Regions from separate parts of the Homo sapiens genome. Here region 1 is linked to region 2. A link is a loop called in an ENCODE intact Hi-C map of the cell type or tissue named here. Cell type or tissue: PC-9. All regions are shown on one strand.

What was found. Peaks named below come from ENCODE experiments on the same cell type or tissue, not always from the same donor. Only the 100,000 strongest peaks of a DNase experiment are listed, where the experiment ranks them.
Region 1: it touches region 2 in a loop (3-fold over the local background); 2 of 110 quality-filtered maps call a loop at or near these places.

The regions. Positions count from the first base shown.
Region 1 is chr6:2,430,883-2,438,882 of GRCh38, forward strand. No RefSeq gene overlaps it. Among named protein-coding and RNA genes, the nearest start is that of GMDS-DT, 190 kb to the left of the region's middle. RefSeq lists enhancers at 2,943-4,142, 3,281-4,014. In PC-9, no CTCF peak of the experiment used is centred here; DNase peaks (open chromatin) are centred at 1,599 and 3,409; H3K4me3 peaks cover 367 bases; H3K27ac peaks cover 3,761 bases.
Region 2 is chr6:1,948,344-1,956,343 of GRCh38, forward strand. The region is part of intron 6 of GMDS (GDP-mannose 4,6-dehydratase); the gene reads right to left. Among named protein-coding and RNA genes, the nearest start is that of GMDS, 290 kb to the right of the region's middle. RefSeq lists an enhancer at 4,072-5,271. In PC-9, no CTCF peak of the experiment used is centred here; DNase peaks (open chromatin) are centred at 1,478 and 4,668; H3K4me3 peaks cover 580 bases; H3K27ac peaks cover 1,961 bases.

The DNA of each region.
Region 1 (8,000 bases), 480 kb after region 2:
TTTGCATGGATACTTTAAGCAGGGCAGGCAGATAGTCATTTCCCTCCCTCTTGGAAAGTGTTCCAAGGGGACGGAGGCCACTCAGAAAAACACCAGTAAATCCTATTGGCTTCAAATTTGGATTTGCATCCTGCCTTGGGGTGATGGGTTGGGCAGAGGCCTGGGAGAAGGAGGAAAGTGGAATGAAGAAAAAGGCTTGCATCCAAACCGGAAGTTGCAGTGTCTTGCAGTTCCTTTTATCCTTTCTTTCAGGTAAGATTTCACTTCTTTTTATGCAAACTCAGGCCAAGCCTGTGGTCAAATTCTGCCCCTCAAAGTGGGGGTGAGGATAGGGGGACATAGTGACAGTCTGAAACTCTGGCATTTCCTGATGTCATTCTTCATACTACGAAGGCTGGTTTCTCCTGCTTCCTTGGCTTTCCCGGAGTGCTTACTTCTTCTAACCAGTGAAAACTGAATCTCACAAGTAAGCCCCCAAATTTGGTATCTTGATTGGTGAGGTTCATTCCTGGGGTACTTATTGAGGCACCTGCTGAGGCCCCATTCCTGCCCAAGCATATTTTTTTGTGCAAAATAATAGTTACATTGACCCGGCCCTCCTTCCAACCTAGAGTAGAGTACATGTCTCATCTCTCCCCTTGGTGAAACTGCAGATCCTATTTCTGAGTCTTCTTTGAAGACAAATTCTTCATATGCTATCTTATTCATTACAAAAGCTGTTCACCTTATCTACTGAATATATATATATATATATACATATATGAGCCTGTATTATGACTTCTTTAAGTAGAGGGGCTGATGTTGTCTGCTAATTGATCTTTTGGCCTACTCATGAGCTTTTGGAAACTGAATCAAAAATATTTGTTGATGATACCACAAAGACCCTATGAAACGGCTTTAACTGTAACTTCCTGTAAGAGATTTGCTGAAAACTTGCTTATGACTTCAGGGTGATTTTTACTTATTAGGTGTCTACTCTATTGGCCCCATGTATAGGATGAGGAGAGAGTACTGAAACGATCAGATGCCAGTCAGGCTCCGGAGCATGTCCCTCCCAGCATGAGTTCTATGTCCACTAAAGAGATGGACCAGAGTGCCCATAGCAGCCTTGTTCTTAACAGCACAATCTGGAAACAACTCACGTGTCTGCGTACAGAACCGTGGACACGTAAATTATGGTAGATTCATTCAACACAGAGCAGTGGAAGGGAGCAGATTACTGTTACCTGCAATACGATGACAAAAGGTCAAGTGACAGCAGACAGCTCCAAAGAGTACAGACTCCATGGCTCCGTTTCTATGAAGTTCAAAACTGGGCAAAACTAATTCCTGGCGATGGAGGTCAGAATAGTGTCAACTGGGAGGGGTCATGGGGCAGGGGTCTCGGGTTCTAGAAACTTGTATGTCTTCATCTAGCTGGGATCACCCAGGTGGATGCGTGTCTAAAAATCAGTTGAGTTGCTTACTTAAGATGTGTGCGTTTTGTCAGATGTAAGTGATACCAAAGTTCAATGCTTAAAAGAGAAAGATGAGTCACAGAGTCCCTGGCTTGGAGGAGCTCATGGTCTGGTAAGAAAGAAAAATGCAAAGGGAATCATTTCCCTGGAATGTACTAAGCGTGGTCATGGAGGCATGCACAACGAGGAGACACAGAGACAAGTATGGGGCTCAGGGAAGGAGGAGGAGAGAGAGAGAAACACACAGAACTCTTGGAGAGAGGCAGGACGCTTCAGGAAAGGGACAGCTCAGTGTGTCTGGTGTGGTCCATGCCACTGTCACACCAATGAAGCTGCTCTGCAGAAGGCCACTAAATCCCAGGGATCCTTCCCAGCTTTTCTTCTCTTTGATCTCCATGGCATTTGGTTTTTTCAATGGCTTTTATTTTTGGAAACACTCTCTTGCTTAGCCTCAGTGACATTTCCCATTGGTTTTTTTTTTCTTCTCATTCTTGACCATTTCTTTTTGTTTTCCTTCCTGGTTCCCACTCCCAGTCCTGCCCTTTAAAGGCTGCTGTCCCACAAGGGCTGGCTGTGTCGTCTTCCTCTCTCATCTTGTCTCTGGGCAGCCTCATCCATCTGTGTCCATGGTTTTAACTAACCCTACCTCTCCTTCTACCTTCCCCCAACCCCACTGCCCAAATGTTGTTGACTACAAATTTGGTATCTCCGACCCATATGTCTGTCCACCATTACTTTAAGAATTGCGTTTTACATCCTGAGTGGACATGACTACTCAGATGTCCTGCAGATAGCCCAAAATTTCATATTTCTAAAAGTGGGCTTTTCATCTCCCCTGCTCCCCAAATGTTCCTCTTCTTGTTCTCCCTCATCCTGCAAACTGTCTTGAGAGCTGTCTTTTGTCCCAGGCTCAGCTGGGTGGTCTGCCTCTGCTCTTCGGCCCTACCTTCTGTGCACCCCATCATGGCACAATTCATGCTCAATTCAAAGCAGGGAGCAAAATGGAGGCAGCCACTGTTGTGTGTCTCCACTGCTAAATGAGGCTCTCCCGAGTGCAAGGCTGCAGGGGGGCTTTGGGAGAACTCTTGGTGGAATGCGATTAGGCTTACATTCTTTACTGGCAATTGCCTCAGAGTTTTCCTGTTTTTTCCCATAGCCCTATGTGGACACTGGAATTATGAACCTGGTATTTGATGCAGTGACAGAAATGTAACTGTTGACTTAGGCAGAATGGGAACCTACTGAACAGTGTTGGATTCAATCTGGGGCACAATTGAATCCCAGGCCTTCCAGGATGCGGTCATTCGGATTTGGTCTCTCCCTTTCCCGCTGCCCTCTGTATCTCAGCTTTCCTACCTGGTGGCTTTGCTCTCAGGGGGAAACTGAAAGCTCAGGACTTACTTGACCTTTATGGCTGGCAGTTCCAGCAGAAAGAGGAAGCTTCTCTTCATGACAGCGTCTCTGCACCCAGCTGGGATCATGATCGCCCCGCTGAGCCAATCACCAAGGCAAGGCAGGTGGAATGCCCCTGCACCCCGCCAGGAGCTTGGTGTCCAGCCAACCCTCCAAAAGCCTGAGTCTAGGGTACAGTCAGGCCCACAGGAAACCTGAGGGGCTGTTAGCAGAAGAGGGAACTTATGCTGGCCAAGCAAAACAGCACTTGTGCATCAGAGGCCCTCTTTGAGGAGGCGTGGGAGACACGGCTGTCTGGGCAGGGTTCGAAGCTGGCGACACCATGCTCCAGGCCCAGCCTGGGCCCCTCGCTTGTGGCTTAGCCTTAGGCTCACTCCACCTGTCAGCCCCACACTTCCTACTCAACGGGTCATTGTCAGGTGAACAGGACTCAATGAAAAGGAGCCTTTTAACCTGTATTTTCAATTTGCCCTCTGTCTTTACCTGCCATGGCCTGTGCTGTGTCATGGGAATGAGGAAGGACGGTGCAGCAGCCAGTGCTGGCTGGTCTGTGTGAATCACCTGCAAGTCATGCAGAACGATGTCATGGTGGGGTCAGGCTTCCAGCATCCGCAGCTCACACACCTTTCTATTCCACACAGGACCTGGCACTGGGCTCGGGGCCGCCCCTGCCCCTGGTCCTTCAGTGTTGCTCAAACTAGAAACAGAAGCCATGCTGGAAGACAGAGCTGCTGACCTAAGCCCAAAGCCCAGGTAAGGTGCAGACAACAGGCAGGCACTGGAGTGGCAAGGACCATCACGTGGTTCCTGGGTCCATGCGTGTTCTGCCCGGGCGACAGCTGGCACTCTGAAACACCACTCACAGCTCCAGTCCTGGCCCTGCCGCCACGTTAGCTTGTGCTCTCATGCAGTCACTGACCCTCCCCAGACCTCCGTGTTTTTATCAGGAGAATGAGAAGCTGGATGTCATCGCTCCTTTGCAATGATTCTGAGGTACTGCATTTAGGGAGAAAACCCCACCACACACATGCTCAATACAAACCCTATTTCTGGGGGTAGATTTGATTTAAAACGTCACCATAAACCGTTTAAAGCATCCAGTAATTTACTAATAATGCGTTTCCTGATGAGGGGAGGGAAGGCCGCGGTTTCAATCTCTCCTACTGATTCAGTGTGTGCTGTTCCCTAAAATAAAAATCAGCTTCATCGAAAGCTGCTGAAAGTTTTATGTCGCCTTAGCGCACACCACACCTAAACTCAGCAGGACACTGTTTCCTTGTTAGAGGATACATAGCAGAGAGTTCCAAATAATAGCTCAGCTGTCCAATGTCTACTTAATGGATTAGCAAAGGTAACAAATGATATCTTATTCCTGGCTCCTTCTGCTGAAATGCGATACTTCCAAAGGCTGGAAACCGTTCCCACTTGGTGACCTTCCTCCTTTCAAAGAATGAACATATTTGCTTCTCTCAACCTAGGCCTTTTCCCCTCACCACAGAATAACCCAAAACATCTGGAGATACTGTGGGGTCTCTCTCAAGAAGATTACACGTTCTTTTCAGCTTTTACTTTTCTGGGAGATGAATCTTGACAACTGGAAATTAGCAGCTGGAGTTATGGCAACAAGGAGGGCCCACCTCACGGTCCCGGGGGACGTCTCCGTCCTTCTCTTCAACATCGTCTCTGCCGTTCCCTGCTTACTCTCCCTCCTTCCTTCTTCTTTATTTCTTTCCTCAAGATACTTCACTGACCCTTGAGACTCTAAGACACAGAGAAGCTTCCTCCTCCTCCTTCCCGTTTCTAGCAGGGAAAGAGGCCCCTGGAATAGGAATTGGGCATTCCTGGCTCCCAACACGTTTCCTCTGGGCCTGGCCTGAGGCCAGGGCTGCTGCTTAACGGGGCAGGTTCTACCTCATCTCAAAATACCCCTGAAGGCCATCTAGCTCTGGCCTCTGTGTAGGTGTCAGTAACAGCTGGAGAGCTTGAAGGCAGGTGGAACATGTTCCTCTGTCCCTTCTGTCATTAGGGGTTTTACAGAGCTGGTCCGCGCCATCGCTAATCACTCATTCATTCCTTTCACAGTAATCTTCAAGCAAGGGACCTGTTTGAGTGTCTGCTCCATGACAGGCGGGGGACTCTTTGCCCATGGAAGCTCTAGGGCCATTTTCCAGCTGAGGTTTTAAAAAAAAAGGGAAGATGTGGGTCAGAGGACACCCACAGAGGACAGGTGCGTTCCTTCTCAGGCTGCCGCAAACGTCCTGATGTCTCTCCTCTTCAGTTCCCAGTTGAGAGCTGTCAGCTAGGTTCTTCGAGGCCAACTTTTGCTAATGTTTGGTTAGAGAAAAAAAGAGGAATAAACCCCCCTCTGAGTGCCGATAATTACAAGGATGCCCATTGGTATGTCAAGCTGGGGCTCAGAACAGAAAAGTCAACGCATCATAGGATGTTGTAAGGATGGATGATTTCAGGAAAAGACATATTTTCCCTTGGGATGTGAACAAGTGTGCGTGTGTGGCGGGGAATTGGTAGAAAATCGGGTGATGGGGACTTAAGGAGAGTGTGGGAAGACACTAATGGTTGAAGTGCAGGAGGGTCTAAAGAGCCAGCCTTGTCTGCCTTGGCTGATTTTGGTACAGGTGGAATGTGAAATATGAACTATTTACACATCTCCTATTTCCATGGACTAAGAAAAACAGAGAAAGCTGGGCACAGAGCTATAACTGAGCTCCCTTCTTCTGAACTCCAAACCACTTCTTTAAAATGGACCGTTAGATCTTGGAGGAAGCCGTTTTCCACTAGGCCTAGTGGTGCTGGAGCAGAGCGTGTGCCACCAGCTGAGAAAACAAACCCGAGAAGGAGAAAGTATACTCAGGTTAACAGGCCCCGGGCAAAAAGTCTCCATTCCCTGCCTCCCCGCCCGGCTTGCCCTCCCCTGGGGCTGGAACCGTGGGCTTTGGCAGGAGAGGTCTCAGGTAGGGGCTGAGGATTGGCTGGCCCAGCCGCATAGAACATAAAGAGATTTACAGTCTATTACTTCTGACTTTTATTAAATGAAAACCAGAGGTATAAAAATAAGGCAGCAAATAACACCATAACAGGAAATAAAAGGGGCGAAAAGGGGGCAAGTCCGCACCTTGAGGATGGCGTGCCCATTGCGATGCGGGTGTTCACAGCCACGACTCTCACCAGCCACGCTACACGGAGAGGAAGTCACCGCGGACGAAGGCGGTGGGGCAGGACTGTCTGCATCAGGGGCTCGCGGGTCTAGAGCTCACTGAGAAAGGTTTAAGCTTTGGTGAAATCTTAACTATGCCTTTTCAAGATTTTTCCTCTTTTGCTTGGAAATCTTTGTTTTATTCTAAGTGACATCTCACATATTTGTTTCCAGTTTGTTTTATACCTCCCTGAAACTAGTTAAGTTAAAAGCCACCTGATGCTGGAAAACCCTTTATGGACTGTGTATGTGGATGTGCCTGTGTATGTGTGTGAAAGAGAAAATAGTCATACTTTTTAAGTAGCCAGCAATTGGAGCTAAGGATGACATTCTGAACCTTCGTCCGTAGTTTCCGAGTGGGGTTTGTTCTTTGGAGGCAATTCATGAACCTCCTAGGCACACAGCTCTCATTTGATTGGCAATTCCCAGCACTAAAGAGCAAATCCTGCTTTGGGAACCTCACGTATTTCTTTTCCTTTTTCCAGACCCGTACCTGGGCTCTGATTCATCAGCTAAATTCAGGTGGAAGATATCAGATGCTTATAAAAATATTCTAAAGTCATGCCTAAACTTTAAGGGGGAAAGGTCTAGATGTTTCATTAAACATTTATCACTTTTTTGGAGGCAAAGAAACTTTATTTTCCTCTCTTGGGGAATTACCCAGAAGCCATAAAATGCTGTTTTATAACTGAATATCCCAGTTTACATCTCATGGAACGAAGCAAAATAAATACAAACTTTAAAAATATGGTCACAGCCCATATATTTTAAAAAACATTGTCACCACGGACCAACACAGCTCAAATGTTTCTTTCATGTTTAACCCTATGGGGTGGGTAGATTTCCCCCCAATATCAGTCATGTTTCCCTATGAACTGTCTGATTTCTGCTGTAGTATTAATAAAAAGGAGTGGTAATGGAATCTTATGTCTTATTTACAAAGTAAAATGTTACCAAAATCTGAGAATAATTCCTAGGGATGAATTTCTTTTCTCCTTTCCCCACTGGGCCCTTCAAATTTTTCTTCAGTAGCTTTACTTTTGCTTTTCTTTAAGTTTTACTTTCCCTTGGAGTTTATATGAAGGAAATGGAATGAGGTCTGGGATTTGCTTCAGAACCGCCCAGTGGGGCGAGCTAGTAGGGGATGCAGGTAAGGGTCTAGGTGAGACCGGCTTGGGTGTGAGCTAACTGTTATTGAAGCTACGTGTTGGGCACAGGGAGGTTTATTAGATTACTCTGTTTTGCCATATGTTTGAAAATTTCCATTAAAATGTCTTCCTCAATTCTCTCCAGATTCACTTTTCTCTTTTACTGGACTCTGGTTTGTTGATCCATAATTCTCTCCTGCAGACTCCACGTTTTTTTTCTGGAAAGAGCACCATTTTGCCCAGTTCATGACCTCTGGCAGTGGGATTCCTGGAGCTCTTTGTGAAGCTATCTCAACACTAGAAGACAATGCTTGCCACGCAGTGTGGCTGGGCGCTGCCATCCAGCTTCTGTCAGGGTGCGTGTAAGACATAGGTCCACCAGGGCACAGGCTAGCATGAATGAGGTGGGCCCTGTAGCACCAAAAGCTTCCTCCTTTCGGCTCCATTTTTGCCTCCTCTTCCCTCCCTTCCCCTTCTCTTTGTCTCCCTTCAATATTTCTTCATCTTATTCCTTCTCTTTCCTTCTTTTCTCTCAGTACCAAAGTCACCTCTCTTTCCTATCTCTGGTGTGGGAAAGCTGTTCTATAACAATTTCTCCAATTCAAATTCCTCTGGAGTAGCGGGCCAGAGCTCTTAGCCACTGTAGGGTATCCATCCGCTTTGCTTTACGTAACACAGAACACATCCAAACAGGTGTCTAGACTTAGCCCTTGTTTGACGTGGGCAAAGAAATGCCAAGAGAAATAGCTTGAACTCTGTCTATAGTTG
Region 2 (8,000 bases):
CAAAATTTAAATTACAACTGCATCTATGTAATTTTTGTTAGTCTAGTCACAAAGTAAAGTAAGGTTTTCTTCTTGTAATTGACACAACCATATACATTTCATGTAAGATTTTTACAGGACCATTAAAAAAATACATGTATCACTTAAAAAAATACTTGAAAAAATTAGCCTGGTGTGGTAGTGTACACCTGTCGACCCAGCTGCTCAGGAGGCAATGGCAGGAGGATCTCTCGAGCCCAGGAGTCCGAGGCTGCAGTGAACTATGATCACCGCTGTACTCCAGCCTGAGCACTGTACAACACAGTGAGGCTGTGTCTCTATTAAAAAAAAAATACTTGACAGTTTCACTAATTTTCTTAAGAATCTTTCACACGTCCTTGATATTTATCCATAAGCCTTTCATTCATCATCGTCTTTTCTTGACTTTCCTAATTCAAATGTTAACTGGTTTACCTGCCAAAATCTCGTTTTGAATGGCTTTTCCTGTGATTCCAGCAATTCTTCAATACTACTTACATTTTATTTTTTTGCAATTCACGGGTGTCTCGCCGAACTACTCTGTTTTATCTGTCAACACCACTGAAAGATTCTTGGCTTTTGGTTCAGGACCATCTTCTGTTGGCTGGCACTGCAGCGTTCACATTTCTCACTGTCCTCTTATGCCAGTAGCCACAGCAATCCCACTAACAGAGCTGCCTCCAACAGGGTCTTTCACTTTGGAAGGGAAGGAGTAAAAAAACTAATTCTCTAGCTTTCAGCATTGAAAATACAGGAACAGGGAAGAAAAGAGAAAGGAAATATGAAATAAATCTTCAAAATCTACTATGCACTGTATTAATCTTTTCCCTGTAAGTTTTCCCCATCACCTTCACAGTGAGCTGAAATGACAGAGCTGCACTTTGCTCCATCAGGTGGGCGTTATTAACCTCTCCATGTGCAGATGCAGAAACTGAGATCTGAGTAAGTGACGTGCCCAAATGCACACAGCTGATGATGAGTGGCCAAATTCTCTGTGTATATATACTGCGTGGCTATATTGCAGGGAACTGTGCTACATGTCATCAGACAGTTATCAGTTTGGTTTCAAACATAAATGTCACAGACATTACAAAACACTGAAAAACAACCCCTTGAATTCAATTTAACAATTCCAGAAATCTCACCTCAGGAGATGGGAGGGATTTCATTTTGTTTGGTGGTAATCAGCACCTGCATTAGACCAAGTATTGCTTCAAAAGTCTTTTATGTTTAAGCAATTACACCTCATCTCTCCACAAAGAATAACATGGGCCAGACAGCTTTGTGATCGCCAAGTGTACATGTCATCTATGAAGTATCATAGTCTACAAATGCAATGGTAAACCAGATGATGTCACTTTGTGCCCCAACCAGAAAGGCTACCCAGAACCTGGTGGGTCCAAGAGTAGCGGCCAACAATCTAACCATTTATGGACAGACAAATGGTATTGTGTAAAACCTATAATGCTCTACTGAACTCCAACAGGAGATTACTTCATCCCCTGATTTCACAATGGGCTGCTAAAATTTTTTGCAATAAATTAAGTCTCTGATGCTCATCTACAAAAGCCACAAAGCACCTTTTATAGCTAGAAATACAAACAAAATATTAAGGTATTTGCTATTGGTTTGCCTGTTTGATACTTCTACAGTGCATGATTTGAATTTGCCAAACTGGCCAATATTCAGTAATTTTTTAAAGATTATTTTATTTAGACATGTTATATGTAGTATTTACACAGAGAGAAAGTGTTTTCTGCCTATTGTGATTAACTGAAAACAAGTCCCAGTTACCTAATTTCTATCATGCATTATATTATTCCCTAAAGCACTAAAACATCTATGAATTCTAATAGTTTTAAAGGAAAATTCTCATATGCAGTGAACCCTTCACACTAATATTAGTATAATCCTATGCATTGAAAGATAATCTTGAATCAGTTCTAACTGTTGTTTTATATCAAAGCCAGATCATGGACTCTACAACTTATTCTCAAATGAAAAATGTGTTATTCTTATAACTAATAACAAAAAGTAAACATGTTCATTGATTTTGGAGGCTTGGGAGGGTCCCAAACCCATCTTGACTTGGCTCGTGAATCAGTGGGTCACTGAGGTGAGGGTTCAGCCTCCAATGATTAGAAGAGTCCTGGGTTTGAGTTGGGTCTGACCTGCAGCAGACCATAATACTTAAGGCCCTGGAGCTATTTGAATCCGAATGTTTTCTTTGGTGTTCACGTAAATGTTTGCTAAAGTTCTATGAAGAATTTACTGTAAAGTGAAAGTGATACCTAAAGAAAAATGAGACCCTACTGTTGTTCTATGAAGAATTTACTGTAAAGTAAAACTGAAGTGTAACGAAAAATGAGATGGCATTCATCTCATCTGTTACAGGTGGCATTCACACAGATTCTGCAAGCACATTTGGAAGGATGACATCCTAGGGCAGAGTTTCTTATCCTCACCACCATGAACCATCTGGACAGGACAGGCGTTTGTTATAGAGCCATCCCGTGCACACCACTATGAACCATCTGGACAGGACAGGCGTTTGTTATAGAGCCATCCCGTGCACTGTAGGATGTTCAGCAGCATCCCTGGCCTCTACCTACCAGACACCAATAGTAGCCCCCTCCTCCGTTGGGACAAGAAAAATATCTCCAGACACTGCCAGACGTCCTCTGGAGGAAAGAGCCACTCTCTCCCCATTCCCCACCCCTAGTTGAGAACCACTATTCTAGAGCATTAATCTTATCTTTACAGCAACAAATAAAGACAATCTTTAAAAAACAAATCAAAAGGAAAATTACCCCAAATTTTACTTAAATTTTGACAAGTAATTTTTACATGAATTATTTTAAAAATTCTGAAGATTAATTTATAAAGATAAATACAGTCAGACATTTTATAAAGCAAAGTACTTGGCAGCTAAAAAAATGCTCAAGACGAAAACTCAAAACCACAAGTTCATGAACCTTAAAAATGCCAGATTCTTTCAGTCAGGTGAATACTGTGTTTAGACTGATGTATATGATTTCTTATGAAGCCCATATTTAAAGGAATGTCCTATCTCATCTAGAAATGGCTCAGTATCTAAACAGTGCTAGTACACCATCCATTTGTGGCAATCTCACACGGTTAATTATGGGTATATTTAAAGTACTTTATAGCTTCCCATTGCCACATGATTTTTAATGTTTTATTTTTTATTTTGTGGTAGGGATGAGGTTTCACTATATTGCTCAGGCTGGTCTACAACTCCTGGCCTCAAGTTATCCTCCTGTCTTAGCCTCCCAAAGTGCTGGAATTACAAGCATGACCACCATGCCCGGCCTGATTTTTAATGTCTTTTATATTAGTTCTTCCTATTACCAACTTCTTGATAACAGGCAAGAGAAGTTATTTATTTCATATCACATTTATATTCTAATATTATAAAACTATGTTTATTGTAATTATTTCTGTCAAACATCTTAAAGGAATATTGCCTTTAAGCAAACTAATGGTCTTTTACAAAGATAAGAGCAGCTGAGACATTCCGTTTCCAACTTGTCCACTTGCTTCACTGCCAAGCTGAGGTGGCCCACTCAGTGTCACAGGGGTTTCTTTGCTCAAGTTCAACTCTAAAATTCGTATATATGTTATTTCCACAAATATGTACAATATTTACATGACTTCTCCTAGGATTATTTCTGGTCTCCGTGTTAGCATTTATTGGCTTCACGACCTTGGACAACTCAATCTCATGCTGCTTCTGTTTCCTCATTGCTGAAAAAAGGGAGATGAAAGAAGCTTTAAATTCCTATTTCACAAATTCTGAGGGTATTTTGGGAGAATACCTACAGGTGGATGTTAACTGGCTGCTCCCTAGAAGCTCTTTCAAGGAAAAAATAGTATCTAATGGCTTAATACACATTTTTAAAATTAAAAAATAGAGAAAAATAGAAGTACACATGAATTTCATTTCCACATACAGATAAAAAATTTGTAAGTTAAACAAGTTAGTCAAAATGTCTCTGAAAGTACCTGTGGAGTATTAAATCACTATGTCAAACGCAACACGAAGAGCTAATGAGCGTGCATTTTTCACAGTAAGGATGATGATGATGATGATAGCCAAACCCCTCTGATTCCTCAGCTGGGAGATGATTAAAAAAAGTTCTTCGTGACTCAGAATGAAATACAAAATAAACCAGCTTTCTGGAAGTATTTACTAGGATCTCATGAAATTCTGAACAGACAGTTTAGCAACGGAAGCGCTCCTGGGGGAAGAAGGTAGTGATGGATCTGTTGCAAGGCCCCATGGTCAGAGACAGAGGAGCAAAGTTACATATGGCAAGTAGAAGAGAGGCTCAGTTAGGCGTTAGGCAAATATGGAAAGGAAGAGAAAAGAAGATCCACAGGGAGAGAGAATGCTTTACCCAGACTGAGTAAATGTCCCATTCTTAAACACTGAGAGAAGAAAGAGTGGGAGGAGAATGGAAGAAATACGCTGTCAACAGGGAACGTGATTTCTTACTCAGGCTAAAGGTATCCAGGGATGAAGCCAATCCCTATGAGTGACTCACGGCTGGTAACCAACGGCCCACGAGGTAGGCTCATGTAACCAAACATCACCTCCTCAGTCAGTCCTGGAAGTAGAGGTTACTACATTGCCCAAACTTTCCTAATGATCGAAAGACTAAAATGAGTCAACATAAGAAAAATATCCTCATCGAAAGACGGAAATCTTCAACTGATCTCCTGCGGAAAGCAAAGGGCTGCTGGGTATGAGAGGCAGGCCTGCCAACAGCCGGCAGCACAGAACAACTTTCTCCGTCACACCCCTGGGTCAGGGCTTTCTCCTCCAGGACGTGGACCCTAGGAAGTCTCACAGAAACCGAGGCTGCTGTTCTTAGTGTAGGAAATCAAAGCGGCTAATTCTACACTCATACTGAAAACTGAAAAATCACATTTAAAAAAAAAGAATGCTGAATATTATGTGTGTTTCACCCTTTATTCACAATAGCTACTGTCATCAAAATTAGGAAATCAGGGATAATCTAATCATTAAATTTTTTAACCTTCCAAAAGTAGAAGGTAGAATGTATTTTTTGTTCCCTCTTAATTATCATGCAAAATGTTTTTTCTTAATTTAGAATACACTCATATTAGTGTTATTTATAGTTTTGTAAAGGTCACCATATTTGTATTTATGGCATGCCAAAGTACTCTGCCAATGTTAAGAATTAAGACATAATTAGCCCCAACTGGTTACATTACATATGTGATGAACAGTAGTTATTCTTCTTATTTACCTCCTAATGTAATAAACAGTCAAAACTAGAAATATTGTTAGCTTTACTAAATAGGCTTGCTTCCCATGTTCCAATTTATAGCATAATCTTTAAGAGTAGATTTTATTACTGGTAAATAACATATTTGAAAAGAAACTAATATACTTATTTATGAACTATTTTTAAATAATTAAAAAAACCTCTCAATATTTTCCCCATAGTTCACAACTTATATAATAATTAATATCTTTATGACAAGTCTGATTGTTTAGTTTTTCAAAGAAATGTAATAAGGCAAGAAAATTTTTGTACATGTCTATTTCCTCATAGATATTAAACAGTTTGAGATAATAAACAAAACCTTTTTCCCTAGAGAGTCTATTCTCTATTACAGATAATGTGAAGCTGTATTTCCAGTAGAAAGCTATCATTATATCCACATTTGTGGCAAAAAGAATACTGTATGTATGTAAATATAAAAATAAAGATATGTAATGGAACAGCCAGGGAGATACACAATTTCAGGTTTGAAGAAACAATACAAAAGGAAAAAGCAGTTTATTAAGTGTGTAATAATAGTATGTTTTTAAAAGCCCTGTACAACCTTAACTAAAAATTACTTTATCACTGAAAACCGTTAATGACCATCTGTGCCTTTTGCTGGTAGAGGGCTTGCCTCAGTGTCGATGGCTGCTAACTGATCAGGATGGTGGTTGCTAAAGGCTGGAGCGGCTGTGGCCATTTCTTACAATAAGACAACAATGAAGTCTGCTGCAATCACTGACTCTTCCTTTCAGGAAAGATTTCTCTGTAGCATCCAGTGCTGTGTAACAGCATTTACCCGCAGTAGAATTTGTTTCAGAATTGGAGTCAATCTCTCAAACCCTGCTGCTGCTTTAACAACTAAACCTATGTAGTATTATAAACCCTTCTTTTGTTATTTTGACAACATTCACAGCATCTTCACCAGGAATAGATTCCATCTTAAGAAAATACATTCTTTGTTGATCCATAAGAAGCAGCTCCTCATCAGTGAAAACTTTATTATGAGATTGCACACGATAAAAGCAGTCACATCTTCAGATTCTACTTTTAATTCTAGCTCTCTTGCTATTTCCCCCACATCTGCAACTACTTCCTCCACTTGGAGGCCAATGGAGGGCTATTAAGTGGCCTAATTTCAATATTGTTGTGTCTCAGGGAACGGGGCGGCGGTGGCAGGGGGTGGTAATGGCCAGTTGGTGGAGCAGCCAGAACACACACAATATTTACGGATTAAATTCACTGTCTTTTATGGGTGCAGTTCATGGTGCCTGAAAACAATCACAACAGCAAAACCAAAGATCACTGATCACAGATCACCGTAACAGATATAATAATAATCAGAAGTTTGAAATATTAGGAGAATTCTCAAAATGCGACACAGAGACAGGAGGTGAACACCTGAAAAAATAGTACCTACAGATTTGCTTAATGCAGGGTTGCCACACACCTTCAGTATGAAAAGAAGAAAAAAGCAATATCTACGAAGCAATAAAATAACATATGCCTAAACTCGTGTATTTAAGTGTACCCAAACAGAAAAAGTACAGTAAAAATGTGACTTTTTAATTATAATACAGTATGATAATCTTATGGGACCACTGCAGTCCATCATTTACCAAAATTTGTTATGCAGGTTATGATTGCCTACTTTTTTATTTTAAAAAACTGAGTACATATGAAAGAAAGCACCTGGTTAATGTCTGTGAATATCAGTATATAATACATAGTAATAGTTATTCATAAAACATATACTACTATATACATTTTCATGACTTATAGACATTTAATTCTAAAATTCTGTTATTCTTATTAATTTGTAGTAAATATTACTAAAGTGCTCCCATTTCATAAGAAGCAAGTCTATAGCACAAGTGCCATCCACCCTCTTGCTTTCACCAACGGAGTGACTGGAAGGCTGACTGAGGGATGCAAAGTCGCAGATTATTGGCTCTATTCCCTAAATCAGTGATTTCCAACTGTTGATCTGATGCTAGCATAGGTGATTCTTACATCTCTAGATGTATTACACGGTTCTCAAAACAAATATATTTAGAAAGAAAACCTAAATAAATAAATGAAGTCTTCAAAAAAAAAAAAGAAAAAGAAAGAAAACCAAAAATGGTTGGGATGGAGAAAAGACACAGAAGGCAGTCAAAACCGTAATGAGCACGTGTCCAAGCTCAGGAGTTGTGGTTGTTGGACAAACTATGCTACATGTATATCATCAGTTACTAGCTTATTTGGTTTCATACATCACTGACAACTAGCTTTCCTTTAGAGCACTTGGTCATAGTGCTTGATCCTTTGGAGCACTTGGTTACCTGCATACAGCAGTGAAGTACAACAGAACCCCAACCTGCCAAAGCACTTCAGAATTCTGCTTAAGGACTGGCTCACTATGCTCTTTAACATTTATAGGAAATCTTTCTAAAAGACTACCTTGCTACCATAGGAGAAACCCACAATCAACCCAAGTGAAAGTTTTCTCGAATGTTGAGGATCTGTCTACAGCTGGGGCCAGCAAATGTTTTCTTAGAGGCCCAGACAACAAATATTTTAGGCTCTGCACACTACAAGACTCCATAGATGAAAGCAGCCATAGATGATATATAAACAAGTGCATCTGCCTGTGTTACAATAAAACTTTATTTTCAAAACTAT